Regions from separate parts of the Homo sapiens genome. Here region 1 is linked to region 2. Evidence: chromatin contacts called from ENCODE Hi-C or POLR2A ChIA-PET data. All regions are on one chromosome and are shown on one strand. Each heading gives the region's core, a stretch centred on a gene start or an enhancer-like site at or near the end of the contact. The rest is flanking DNA. Distances are from core to core; before and after follow the strand shown. Region 1 overlaps DNM3 (dynamin 3). Region 2 overlaps DNM3 (dynamin 3).

Region 1 (6,477 bases), core at 3,536-6,035, 110 kb before region 2:
AAATAATAAAAGATAAAATGTTCATGTTCTCTCAAAGTAACTATGATATCTTGGAAATATGCCTAGTTGCAGTTAAAGGAACCCAAATATGTACTTAGTCATTAAAAATCCTAAAGAGCTCCTCACTAAACCTTGCAGAAGAAATAAACATTTTATTTATTTTTTCTAAAACAGTAACAACAAAAATCTGTATATACAACTGTACTAGAAAGCAATTTAGGGTGAATTTTCTTAATATGCAATGCTAAAGATGTTTGCTAACTTCAACACCAGAAAACATTTAAAGTTTACTGTTAAAGTTCATTTCATTGGTCCAGTTCCTAACCATTCAAAGAGTTTCCAAAGGCATTCACCTCACAAGACAGTTTGTTTTGGGGAAAGCAAAGTTATTGTTTTGTACCAAATTTTCCTCAGTTGCTTTGTTTAGTAATGAGCTTCGTTAAGTAAGGCATTATATTGAAATGGAGCATCTTGTATCACTTAGTGTTTATTGAAACACTGTGTTGTATGTGGGCGGTTTATGGTTACATAGAAGAGCCATGTTTCTTCTTTCAAATCAAAGGGGAAGAAGTAATACTTGAAGTTGTATTTGTAGCTGCAGGGATGGACTGTTTGCAGTATTGTGGACAATGACAAATTTTGTAAGAAAGTCAAATGCTCATGCAGGGTGGGTGGCATTGTGGGGGAGAAACTGGCTTTACCGATAAGAGAGAAGAATGCATCATTGTTTTCTTGCCTTATTTTATTGTCTTTTAAGAACAGAAGAACTAAAATTTCATCTGCTCTTCTTTGGATTAGCTGGTCCTGAGTGTTCATGATATGAGGCCCATTTTAACAGGAGTTAAGGGAGACCTCAATAAGGGCAAACTGCTTTGGTGTATCAGTTTGTGGGGTGGGTGTGAAAACCACCTTTCCTCTAGCTTCTTGCTTCCAGCTAGCATAATACTGATTTGTGAAATGGATTGGCCTTTCTGTCCCTGCCCTTATTTCTCCATAGGATGGGAAGTAGGAATTATCTGACTGGTAAATTTTTAAGCCAGAATGGGCCTATGTAGTTCAGTCTTCTTCCTTTCCTGTGCTTGCACTAAGGTCTCATGACTTTCAGTGCAGAATTTTTTCTATTGGGCAGTTAGATTGATATGCTCTTGGCAATGGTTCTCAAATTGGACCTTGCATCAGAGTTCCCTGGAAGCCTTGTTAAAACACAGGTTGCTGGGTGCCACCCAACATTTCTAATGTGGTGGGATATTTCTAATAAGTTCCCAGATGCTGCTGGTCCTGGGACTATGCTTTGAAACCACTGTTCAGTAAAAAAAAGATTTTTACTTTGCTTTATTAGCAATTCAATTTACTTGCCAGATAAAGTAAAAACAAAAAGAGAAAGTGCTGGAAATCTTAAGAAGGATGAAGAAATGCTTGTAGAAACACTTTGATACCTTTAGGAATTAGACTTAAGCATGGGTGAAAGCAGTTTTAGCCTTATGTTATAAAGACCAAGATACTGGACTACAGTGTTTGTTGTCGTTGTTGTTAGTCATTATCAGAAGAATAACTACTACTTGCTTAGGGAAGCTTGTATTTGCTTATGAAAATAAATAGGTAAGCATCTCTGTGCATTCCAAATTCTAATCTTTGGAGAGGGTAGGATTGAAGTCCAGCATAAGTAGTTAGGTGGACCCAAATTAAAAGAAAGCCTTCAAAAAGATATACAAAGACTGACATTTTTAGAGAAGATATCTGCTTAAAAGGGTAGTTATTTGCATAAAAAGGATATGCAGTAGCTTCTTTTACATTGCAAGATTTACTTGTAAATTATAATTGAAAGTTTAAAATATAACTGTCTCAAAATTTAGTTTACATACATCTAGGATCATGAGAGAGTTATACATCCCAGGTTTCCAAGGGCCACTAGAATCTGATATCAACTTGCCCACCCTTTTTAAACTTATTTATGATAAAAAATGAAGGGTTTTATCTACAAAAACCATTTTCTATGTTTTCAGGAATTGAAATGCTTTACTTCTCAATGACCCTCTTGAATCATTTAATGCTTGCATCATTTTTTTTGAAGTTTGAGGCGTGCATGCATATCTTATCATCTGAACAACATTCAAAACCTTCTATGAACCAAGATTACTCCTACGCCTCTTGCAGCTTTCCACAGCACCTGCTGAGGGCAGTGTCCCAAGCGGTAGATCAATGAGTGTGAATGGGCCCAAAGATAAATCGGGTTGGAGCACACTTCTAGGTAAAATGGAAGGCAGCTGTGATGCAGGACCCCTACTTCTTCTTGTGAATGTCTGCTCTAAGAGAACAAATTTTGGGACACTGTATTTTAAATTTCAGCGATGTATTTGCACTCTACTTCTTATTTTGGGCATTTATTTAAAGTCAGAAAAATGCTATAACAGTCATGATTTTGTCCACATGGAAGATAATATTTTATAATTTACTGTAAGAAATACTATAGGGTGCTATTCAGCATATTTTTGGAATTTTTGGCTGTAGCAACAGAATGAGCCAATACTATCCAAGAATAGTTTACAGTAGATGCTGGAAAGAACACAGAACTTGGAGCCCACTTAAAGGATTTAAGGAATTCTCTAATATGATTCTTGCAGTGTATTAGAGCCAGCATTTCTTTCCCCTGTGAAAATGAACCCATGATTTTATAATGTATGTCATTGGGAAAATATGAATCAATTCATGGAATTTGAAATCAGAACATAGGGAGAAAAATAGTTCACAATTTTTTGATGATACAAACAGGTAATATCCTGTATAAATTAGCCTGTGACATAAATGGTAATATAATCTGCTTTGTCACACTTTCTTTACATTGTCCTACATATCTGACTTGGATTTCACCCATAGGCATGGTGCCTAATATACCCACTTCTGTGGTTGTGGCAAAAAAGCAGCTTAAAGGATGATTTACCCACATTAACTCTCCTCAGTTTATGATCTGTAAAAAGAATTTTACAACATTCACTCAGGCAAGCTTTTCAATAGAATAGAACAAGAAAGTGTGTTTAAGTTGGTTTTTAAAATAAGTATCGGGCTAGTTTCAAAATAAATTTTGATTGAGGCTTGCAAGTCAATTCATTTTATATTCCTTCATCCCCTCAGTAAGCCCTACTTATGTACTAGGTACTGTGTTAAGAGGTAGAGATACAGAAATAAAGAGTCACTGCCCTGAAGAAGTTTCTTGTTGAGATGGAGAGAGACAAGTTAACTATGACCACAGTAGGATTATGCTAAAATTTTTGCTTCAGGAGTTTCAGAAACATCTGGAGTCCTAGCTTAGAGTTGGAAGGAGGCTAGGAGGTTGGAAGGACTTCCAGAAAGTACGGAAAGTTAAGGGGACTAGCATTCCAGGAATAGGAAAGGTATGTGCAAAGGAAAGAAAGCCAGAAAGTACTGAAGTTTGAGAAATCAAGGGTTGTCTTATTCTTTATCACAAATACCAAATGACTTGTTTTGTCCCAAGTCCTAATAAAGTCATGAAACAGGTAACATGAAGGATTTTTAGTTGTATTAAAATATGATTTCTAAAAAGCATTACTTTCCGAGATTAACTTTTAAGTATTTTGGCCTTTGTACTATATCATTGAGATTATAAACTTGGGGGAGGAAAGAGCTAAAAGAAACGCAGAGAAGCAGAAGGCAAGAGGGATACAGTGTGAGAAAGCATGCAGAGAAAGGAAGTGGTTTTACAGAGATTTACAAGTGATTTTTTTTCCTTTGCTCCTTCCTTTCCTCCTTTTCTCCTGTCCTGCCCCTTCCCTCCTTCCCTCCTTTCCTGCCCCTTCCCTCCTTCCCTCCTTTCTTCCTATCTCCCTTCTATCCCCCCTCCTTTCTCTCTTATTCCTAAAGAGACCTCCAGAAACTTATGTGCTGTAGAAACCTACTCCCACTGATGGTGAATGGGGTAAACCTTTTTCTGACCCTTCTCGTCACTCCCACTTCAGGCACCAGGAGAGGGAGAGGCCAACTGCCACCATTTAGGGGAAGGAGGAGGCAGAAAGGAGGTGCTGAGAACTAGCTACTGGGCGAGGCAAGTGTCCGCTTCTGAGAAGGAGGAGGAAATCAGGAGGAAGAAGGAAAAAGAAGAAAGGATAGGGAGGAAAAAGGCAACACTTCGAATCTCTGTATGACTGCACAATTCATTTCTGCTTTGGGAAGATAGAAAAGACTTTTTGTCCCTTTCTGAGAGGGAGCAAGAACCTTTCAAGCATGGGGATGTGACTTGGGGTAACTATGTAACTAGAAATACTCACAGAAAAATAACCTTTCCTTTTCCTTTTTTTTTTTTTAACAACAGCAAAAAAAAAGAGCATGAGGAATTTGAAGACTGAGAGATGAGTTGTGTAGCACCAACATTTTCTTTCTGCCTGACCTTCATACCTGATGAATTAAAAGGTCAGTTTTAAGTGCACCACATGATAGGCTTCTGTCACTTCTATTAGCCCAGGTGGTAAATATGAAGAAAAAGAATTACCATTTATTAATCGTCCCAGTTATTTTTTTTTAAATCCAGCAGGAGGAGCTCTAACATGCTTTAGAGCTCAAATTTTAAAAACAAAATTTTTTAAAGCAAACAGAGAAAAACAGAGAGGCATTGTGCTTTGCAGGCTGCCATGTCAGTGAACAAATATGTGACTAAGTCCAATTAAATGCTTCGTGAGAAGCCAAGGAAGCCAAGCAATGACACTCGTGGAGACAGAACGGCCCACATTTCCTCCCTTCCACGAGCCTCCTCTTTCTGATGCAGTTAAGATGGGACTGGTCTGCAGTATTAGCTCTTACAAAAGAGGGAGCAAAAGGATGATTTCTGGGCAAGACTAGATGTAATTCTTTTCCTCTGAACATGTCATATTGTTTCTAAATGAGTCTTTGACACTGGCTCAAGAATTTGAAACGCCTTGAAAAACAGAATTTTCATTGTTGGTTGAAGGCACTATGAAACTCCTAAAGGTTCAGTCGCTTCTACTCAGCGGCTTGTCAGACGCTTTTTTTAAATGAGAGAAATGCTGTGTTTGTAAAAATTGGTGCTAAAAGGGTAAAGAATAATATGTCCCCTGGGCCATGTAAAGAGTCTGCAGAAAGAATTAGGGCTTTCTAACATACACACATAAACTGGAACACAAAGAATTTACTCAGGAACAGTGAGGAGTATATGAATTTAACAGTTATGGGATTTTTAGGGTAAGCCTTTCCATTTTGGACAGTGTTGTAGGGGTGGAATGGATGAGTAGGCATATAAGATGATCAGAATTACTTAACATGAAGGAAATTTTCAACCAATCCGTTTTAATCTCTTGCCAACAAGAAGTCAAACTTTTGTTTTACACCTTAATGGTACACCCACATTTTAAATTTTTATACAAGCTCCTACAGAAACTTTAACTAGACCAATTCAGACCAAAAGTCACTAAATAAAGCTAGTCTAGACGGAAAATCTATGAAAACCATATGTCTTTTAGGCATCTGTCTTACAAAAACTACCATCATCCTGGAGAAATTGTTCACAAAATATGCTTTTAGGAAAACACTGCTGTACTGACCATGGAGGCTGTACGTAAGAAGATGGCTGGACTTGGAAAGAGTAAAGCCAAAATGTTTATAAATGAAAGGCTCTCATTTTCACATACATCTAACTGCCTGTAAACATTACTGAAAGGATGGGCCAAGCAGATATCATTTACCTTACCATTATTCTAGAAGAGATCAAAAAAGTTTACAGTTTTGTTCCTCCTCACTACTACAGAACATTAGACCAGGGGATCTCAAAGCAACTCTGTTCTCACCCACAGAGAACTATTTTGAATAATGTTGTACGTGGATGAGGCCAATAAACCAGAACATTTTCTTCTGATTATTACCTCATCCTGCTGGCCTGCCAAACACAGCTAGCAGGCAAGTGTTTGATATAAGTAACTAGAGGAAGACTGTTCTGTATAATTGGGCGTAGGGATCATCTGAGAAACAAGGGAAATCAGAAGGACTAGAGTGCAATGACAATGCAGTAAAGAGGAATATTCTCAAATCTTGCTTTTCCAATTCAACATTGCTTTCTGAGCTAAAGACAATGGTCAGTGCTACCTTCAGTATTCTAGGTACATAATGTTTCACCTTAAAATGCATTTTAATTTTAATAAGTGGTAAGCAATCCACAGAAAAGAAATATAAATGCAAACTTTGCAATAAAAATAACATTCTAACTGAAAACTGTGAATATCAATGGAGCCTATGAAAGTATTTATGAACTGCAAAGATAACTTGTAATCCTCTAGAATATTTTACTGAAACTTATTTTTCTGCAGGAAGGGAGACTTTGGAACAATTCAGTAGCAATAATTATTGGCATGAGTAACTCCATGCGTTTTTCAGTCACCTAGAAGATCGTGACTGAACAATATACATCAAATAGCCACATATGGCAAAAAGGTCCTAAGTTAGAAGAGGAAAATACCA
Region 2 (6,108 bases), core at 593-3,092:
TGATATCTCAGATTTTGAAATCTGGATGTGCTCCCAAATCTTCTCTTCCCCTAAAGTTCCCTCCTACTAGTAAATGGCAGCTTCTTCCAAAGAGATGCTTGTGCCAGATGCCTAGGTGTCATTCACGACATCTCTTTCTCCCCTACCTCATTTCCAATCAGTCAGTTCTGTCAACGTAGCCAGTTAATAGCTCCCATTTATTCCTCTATTCCATCTTTCTAGTCCAGGATGTCATCACCTCTTATCTGTATTACAAAAACCCAACTCCTGCACTTGTTCCTCTCTACTCTCCATTCTGCAGCCAAACTGAACCACATTACTCCCCTTCAGTGGTTCCCTGCTGCATTAAAGACCAACAAAGCAACCCTAACATGGCCTGTAGGATCATAAATGATCTGGCCCCTGATTCTTGCCCATCAGGCTCCAGCTATCAGTTCCATGAACACACAAAGCTTCTCCCTACCTCAGGGTCTTGGCATATGCTGTTCACTCTGCCTGGAACAATCTCCCCTTCTCCCTTCACCTAATCTATTTCTATGCATTCTTCTAGTGTTAGTTTTGACCATTCCCTGAAATCCCCAAATGGACAGGTCACTGTATTATAAATTCTCACAGTAGTTGTAATTAGCAGTTGTGATTAAGTAATTACTGTTTGTTATCAGCCTCTCTCACTATACTGTGAATTCCATGAGAATAGGGGACATGTTCCTCTTAGAACCTAAGCACAGCGCTGGTGTTTGGTAATAATTTGCAATGAATGCATGACAGAATAAAGTGTTCGCCAATGGTTGAATTAGCTTAGTATCCCTCATTTATTTAAAATACTTTTCCTTGGTCAGACACAGTGGCTCATGTAATCCTATCACTTTGGGAGGCTGAGGCAGGAGGATGGCTTGAGCCCAGGAGTTAGAGGCTGCAAATAAGCTGTGATAGTGCCACTGTACCACAGCCTGGCAACAGAGCAAGATCTTGTCTCAAAAAATATATGTGTGTGTGTGTGTGTGTGTGTGTGCATGTGTATATATATATATATTTTATATATATTATAAATACTTTTTTCCTTATCTTTCTATAGCATCCTCAAAGATCAATGCAACAACCATTCAAATTGGAGGTTGACCGTTGCCTGTTGTCTCAAAGTACCATGATTCATTGCCAAAGGGACGAGTTTTTTGGACCTCAGTTGATTTGATATTTGATCTGTTATTTCCTTCTCTTGATATAGCAAAGAGCAAATGATAATAAAACATGAATAGAAAATTAAATAAGAATTAAAAATTTGTAGAAAATATTTTTAAATATAAGAGCATTGCAAAACACATTTACTGTAAGTGCAGCTGCAGAGTCAGCTGAGTCACCACTAGTCCTGACCTTCTCTGGCTGCCAATGGCCATGGTGCCAGGTCCTTGTCAGCATTAATCACAGTAACAAGTAATGAGCTGAAAGTGTGAATTTTGGTTATAACTGTGGGGGTCTTATTTATGGTGAAAAAGGTCATAAAGAAAATAGATTACAATTTAAATGGTAGAAACCTCTCACAATATAGGATGTTTAATATCTAACTATTTTTTCTCATCCCCAAATGCTAAAATAATTTGATGTCATATAAACAAAGAAAATATCTAAACAAAAATAGAAAATGCGGGAGTGATGAGTTAGTGGGAACTTGATCTCCTGGCCTCTTGAAGGGACTTCAGCTCTTGGCCCCTTTTCCTTAGCCTTCATTTTCTTCCCCTCAAAAGAGGAGGACTGGCTGATTTGACTGGTGAGCTATAAAGGAGAAATTGAGCAAGACGTGCCTGCAGGACACAGGCATTTCTCTCCTATTCCAAGATGTTCTGATGAGCTCTGCCCTCTGGTAGAGGTCTGTGGTTGCTCAGCTGTGGTTGTGATTACTGGGAGTTGAAGTATGAGCAAGACATTTGGCCACAGATCTGGATCTATTTGTTTCATGCCTTATCTGTTTGCTTTTTGTGTACTGCTTCTAAAAACAGCAACAGCAACAATTTTAACTAGACAGGGGAAGTAACTGGTATGATTAATTGGCCCCCTAAAACTCCAATAGTGAGGCATGGCTTTGAAAGGAGGGTGATGGTTTTGGTTCCAGATGGATTAAAGAGGAAGCGACAGAAGGCCCTCACAGTGAAAATGCCCAGTAGGCAGTTGGAGATGTGGGGCTGGTGTCTCAGGGTAATAAATAATAACCATGTTGCTTGTGGCTGTGATGCTGGGTGCCATGTGAATTTATTTTATTTTAGTACAACGTATTAGCTTCATTAAACTATTTTCCCATAGGGGGACAAGCCAAACAGCCACAGGTCATGTGTCTACTTGGGCATAACCAATACCAGGCAAATTAGCCAATATTACAATGTCATTTTTAAAAAGTTGTTGTTGCAATCCAAATTTCATTTAGCGCAAAGCAATGAAAGGAGTGGAATGGAATAAAAGGAACTGGTGAAGAAAGCAGAGAGAACCACAATTATTCTCAGTCTGTCTCATTTATTAGGTCAGAATATATGGTAATAGCCTGCTGAAACTCAGCATTTCTGAAATCAGAGGAATAAATAGAGAGAGAGGCCATTGGTCCACCCATGCCATGACTTTTCACATGACAGGAAAAATTGCTGCCCAGTCTGTGCTAGCTTGGCCTCTTCCTTCCATATTTACTATGTATAAAAATTACTCTGTGTGGGATCTTTCATTTGAGTTAATGACTAAATGATAATAGTATATATATATATATATAAATAACTCACTTTAAAAGTTCTAAAAAATAAGATCTTTGAGGAACTATCAATGCAAGGCAAGCAGCATCTTATCCCAGAAGGCATAACGTAGGTCAAGAAGCCAAAAAACAACAATCGTGAAATCATATGGACAGTTGCAGATTCATGTTATCCCACAAACACCCAGAGGGAGTTAGATGCGAGCTCTAAGAGCCTGGGACTGCGTTGGGGCTGTCTGTGTTAGTTTATCAACATTAAGATACTGTGAAACAGAAAAGGGTGGAGGAAAATTTCAGAAGAATGAGAGTGGTAGGATCATGGTGCCAATGGTTTTATGTAATGGTTCCCCACAAAACTCGGCTTTCAAATTATTTCTAAATTATTACCTCTTGGTATTATTATTGTTGTTATTTAAATTCATGTCAAGTCATATCAAAGTGAGTTCCTTGAACTGATTTTGAAAAGTTTTATATGAGCCTTTATTACATGGAAAAATAGGTCTTCATACTACTGCTCTGTCTGAGGCTTCAAAAAGATGTCTTGGATGCATCTGGGAAGTTTGGGCCTTTGCGGATAGGGTTGCCTAAGATGTGCTTGGGCCCAAGATGCTGTGTCCCCTGGCCCCACCCAGGGAAATCACCAACACCACCGCCACCTTCATTCAGACTCTGCAGCACCCCACTGCTAACATTCAGTGAGATTGGGATGGGGTGAGTTTTGCACAAAATTATTCATGGCCCAAAGTCTGGGCCACATAAGTAGTCTTGCTGCAAAAAGTTGGTAAAAACCTGGTCTCCATGAGGCTTGGCTATAGAGTGATTCGTTTGGGGAGGCTGTTTCAGGTGAACTGACAGTTTTTAAAATAATGGATATAACCGACTCTTCAAAGAAAAAATATCATTCTCAATTTTAAAAAATCATGCACTTCAGTGGCAGCCTGTGTTTTGCATGAGTGATATTTCAGCAGACAGATGATGACAGTGCTGGTGATGGTCCTGAGGTGAGGGACTGTATGGCATGCCCTTCATCCCTTTAAGACTTTTCATGCATTGTTGCCTCTATTCCCCTGACTGCTTCACCACCTGGTAAATTTCTACTCACCCTTACAGCCTCAACTGGAATATTCCTTCCTCTGAGTCTAGCCCACTTAGCAATAATTGCATAAATTATTCTCCCTCTGTATTCACTTAATGCCTTACTTATACATCCATTGAGTTGAACCATAACTCCCTTCTATTTGTGGGATTTATTGTCCTCAGAGGTGGTAAAAGTATAAACAATTTAGAGTTGATTTACATAAAAATCATGGATAAGAGAACCGTAATGGACTAGTAAAAACGGTAGCAATTTTTAGGCATATCTTCAACCTGAAAGTTTCTATTAAGGGAGACTTCCATGCCAAGTGTCTCTGTAGAAGAAAATGGAAGGACAAATGAATTATGTAACTGATTACATGAAAAGTCATTCTGTATAATGTTCCTATGGTATTCATTTCTTGATTTATTTGTTTGATAAACATGTCTTGAGAAGCTATGTGCCAGGCATTGTGCTAGGCCCTTAGGGGTACATAGCGATGAACAGAGATAAGGTTGCTATTCTCATGAAGCTTATATTCTGGCATTACAGAGAGAAAAAAAAGGATGGTAAATGGATTGCTAAGAAGGACACTAACAACCATTTATTCAGATTTCACTGTCAAGGTACCAAGTAAATCTCAATATCCCAATGACATTTTCCTCTTTCCCCTAAAAACAAAACAAAAAACAGACATCTGTTTTATTCCAGTAAGTTTCATCATTTTAACAATTACTCAAAAGGCTGAAAATAATTCATAACCCAGATAAAGAAAATATTTACAAAGCTCCTAGTGGTTTTTAAAAATTGTTGTTTAAAAATGTACTCTACAAAGGGGTCTTTGACCAGATGGCTGTTTCAAAGAACAATGATTTCATGTTTTAAAACTAACTTTAAAATGGAGGTGTCTTTGCCTTCCAGGAAAACGTAGCAGCTGTGAGATTATTTCACTTCTTTTTCTTCCACATTTTCCTGGATTTAATTGTAAGCAAAAACAATATATAAAAGAGAAAATTGTAGCAACACAGAACAAAACCTATTGCAAAACAAGCAATTGCACATTTTTAACCACAACGAAAACCCAAAGGCAACCTTTTATAAAAACTTAGCTGAGGAAGGAGACAACATAGCACTTTCCTAGGGAAATCTGCCTCTTCCCTGCTAAATTTAGAATATAACCCTCTTACATCTCAATAAAATCAACATTGACTTGGTTTTCTTTCTTTCTTTCTTTTTTTTTTTTTTTTTTTTTTTTGAGATGGAGTCTCACTCTATCACCCAGGCTGGAGTGCAGTGGCATGATCTCAGCTCACTGCAACCTCCGCCTCCTGGTTTCAAGCGATTTTCCTGCCTCAGCCTCCCGGGTAGCTGGGACTACAAGTGCCTGCCACCACGCCTGCCTAATTTTTGCATTTTTAGTAGAGACGGCGTTTCAGCATCTTGGCCAGGATGGTCTTGATCTCTTGACCTCATGATCTGCCCACCTTGGCCTCCCAAAGTGATGGGATTACAGGTGTGAGCCACCATGCCCAGCCTGACTTGGTTTTCTATAGGAATGAATATACTTGAGGAATGACTGAAAAGGCTTCAGGAAATGGCAATGGAGAAATTAGCCACAAGAAAGAATATAAGGTAACTGCTGTCTTGTGCCCTGTGTTGGTCAAGTCCTGCCAACCACTGTGTCCAGTTCTAGGAACTAAATAAAGAGGTGGGGCACAGTGGGAAGGAGCTGGAGAAAGCCTCCAAAGTGACTAAAGAGAAGAGAGATGAGGCTAAAAGGCCAAGGGAAGATATCTGCAAGATGACAGCAGCAGATGAAGTACTGTCTGAAGCAATATGGAGCCCCTGGCGTTTTAGCCATTGCCATTGAGGAAAAAAATGAGAAGAAACTGACAATGTGGCACAAGGATATGAAGGATAATTTTCTGATAATGCAAAGAAGCCTCTGACAATCAGATCTGCCTGATTGTCAGTAACTAGCAACGCTCTAAGATGGCTGGAACCTGGAAAGGAAGAAGTTCTGGAGTAAAACAGGTGCAAGTTGATGCGATGCTACTTGATGGAACTGTGTGGGCATAAAAATATGTCCCACCCAAAGGTAAAGCCTGAAGCCTAAGACAGTCACATAAGCTGTCCATGTGCCTGAACTGAAGGACTGTACTTTTCTTCTCTTATGAGGAACACATGTGGATGTCCACTGGGGTATAGTTGCCAAAGAAGACTGATGAACTATACTGACAAACAAGGAACCTAAGACTCTCTCCAAGTAGAGTTAAGCCCAGCATCACAGTGGTTTAACAAAAGG

What was found. Hi-C counts contacts between places; a loop is a spot of excess contacts on that map. ChIA-PET counts read pairs that join two places held with the same protein, here RNA polymerase II (POLR2A). Pooled maps may share reads with other maps.
Region 1: a loop to region 2 is called in a map of sigmoid colon, with 2.9 times the contacts of the local background. The contact joins two enhancer-like sites. A Hi-C loop is called at or near these places in 19 of 168 maps with a recorded cell type or tissue (Calu3, GM12878, IMR-90 and 13 more), 26 of 37 single-sample maps with no recorded cell type and 31 of 50 pooled maps. POLR2A ChIA-PET finds 5 or more read pairs at or near these places in 8 of 52 experiments (AG04450, BJ, GM12878 and 5 more).

The regions. Positions count from the first base shown.
Region 1 is chr1:172,397,764-172,404,240 of GRCh38, reverse strand. All of the region lies in intron 20 of DNM3 (dynamin 3), which reads right to left. It overlaps LOC102724528 (a long non-coding RNA gene), which reads left to right. Exons shown (of 3, transcript XR_001738294.3): 2 at 4,325-4,422. Among named protein-coding and RNA genes, the nearest start is that of C1orf105, 20 kb to the left of the region's middle. Within about 2 kb of position 4,785, at least 26 of the 41 ENCODE cell types and tissues checked have a DNase peak (open chromatin) inside an H3K27ac peak, as active enhancers do; they include adrenal gland, heart right ventricle and sigmoid colon, where a contact is called at or near this core.
Region 2 is chr1:172,282,710-172,288,817 of GRCh38, reverse strand. The region is part of intron 15 of DNM3 (dynamin 3); the gene reads right to left. Among named protein-coding and RNA genes, the nearest start is that of C1orf105, 130 kb to the left of the region's middle. Within about 2 kb of position 1,842, at least 11 of the 41 ENCODE cell types and tissues checked have a DNase peak (open chromatin) inside an H3K27ac peak, as active enhancers do; they include adrenal gland, heart right ventricle and sigmoid colon, where a contact is called at or near this core.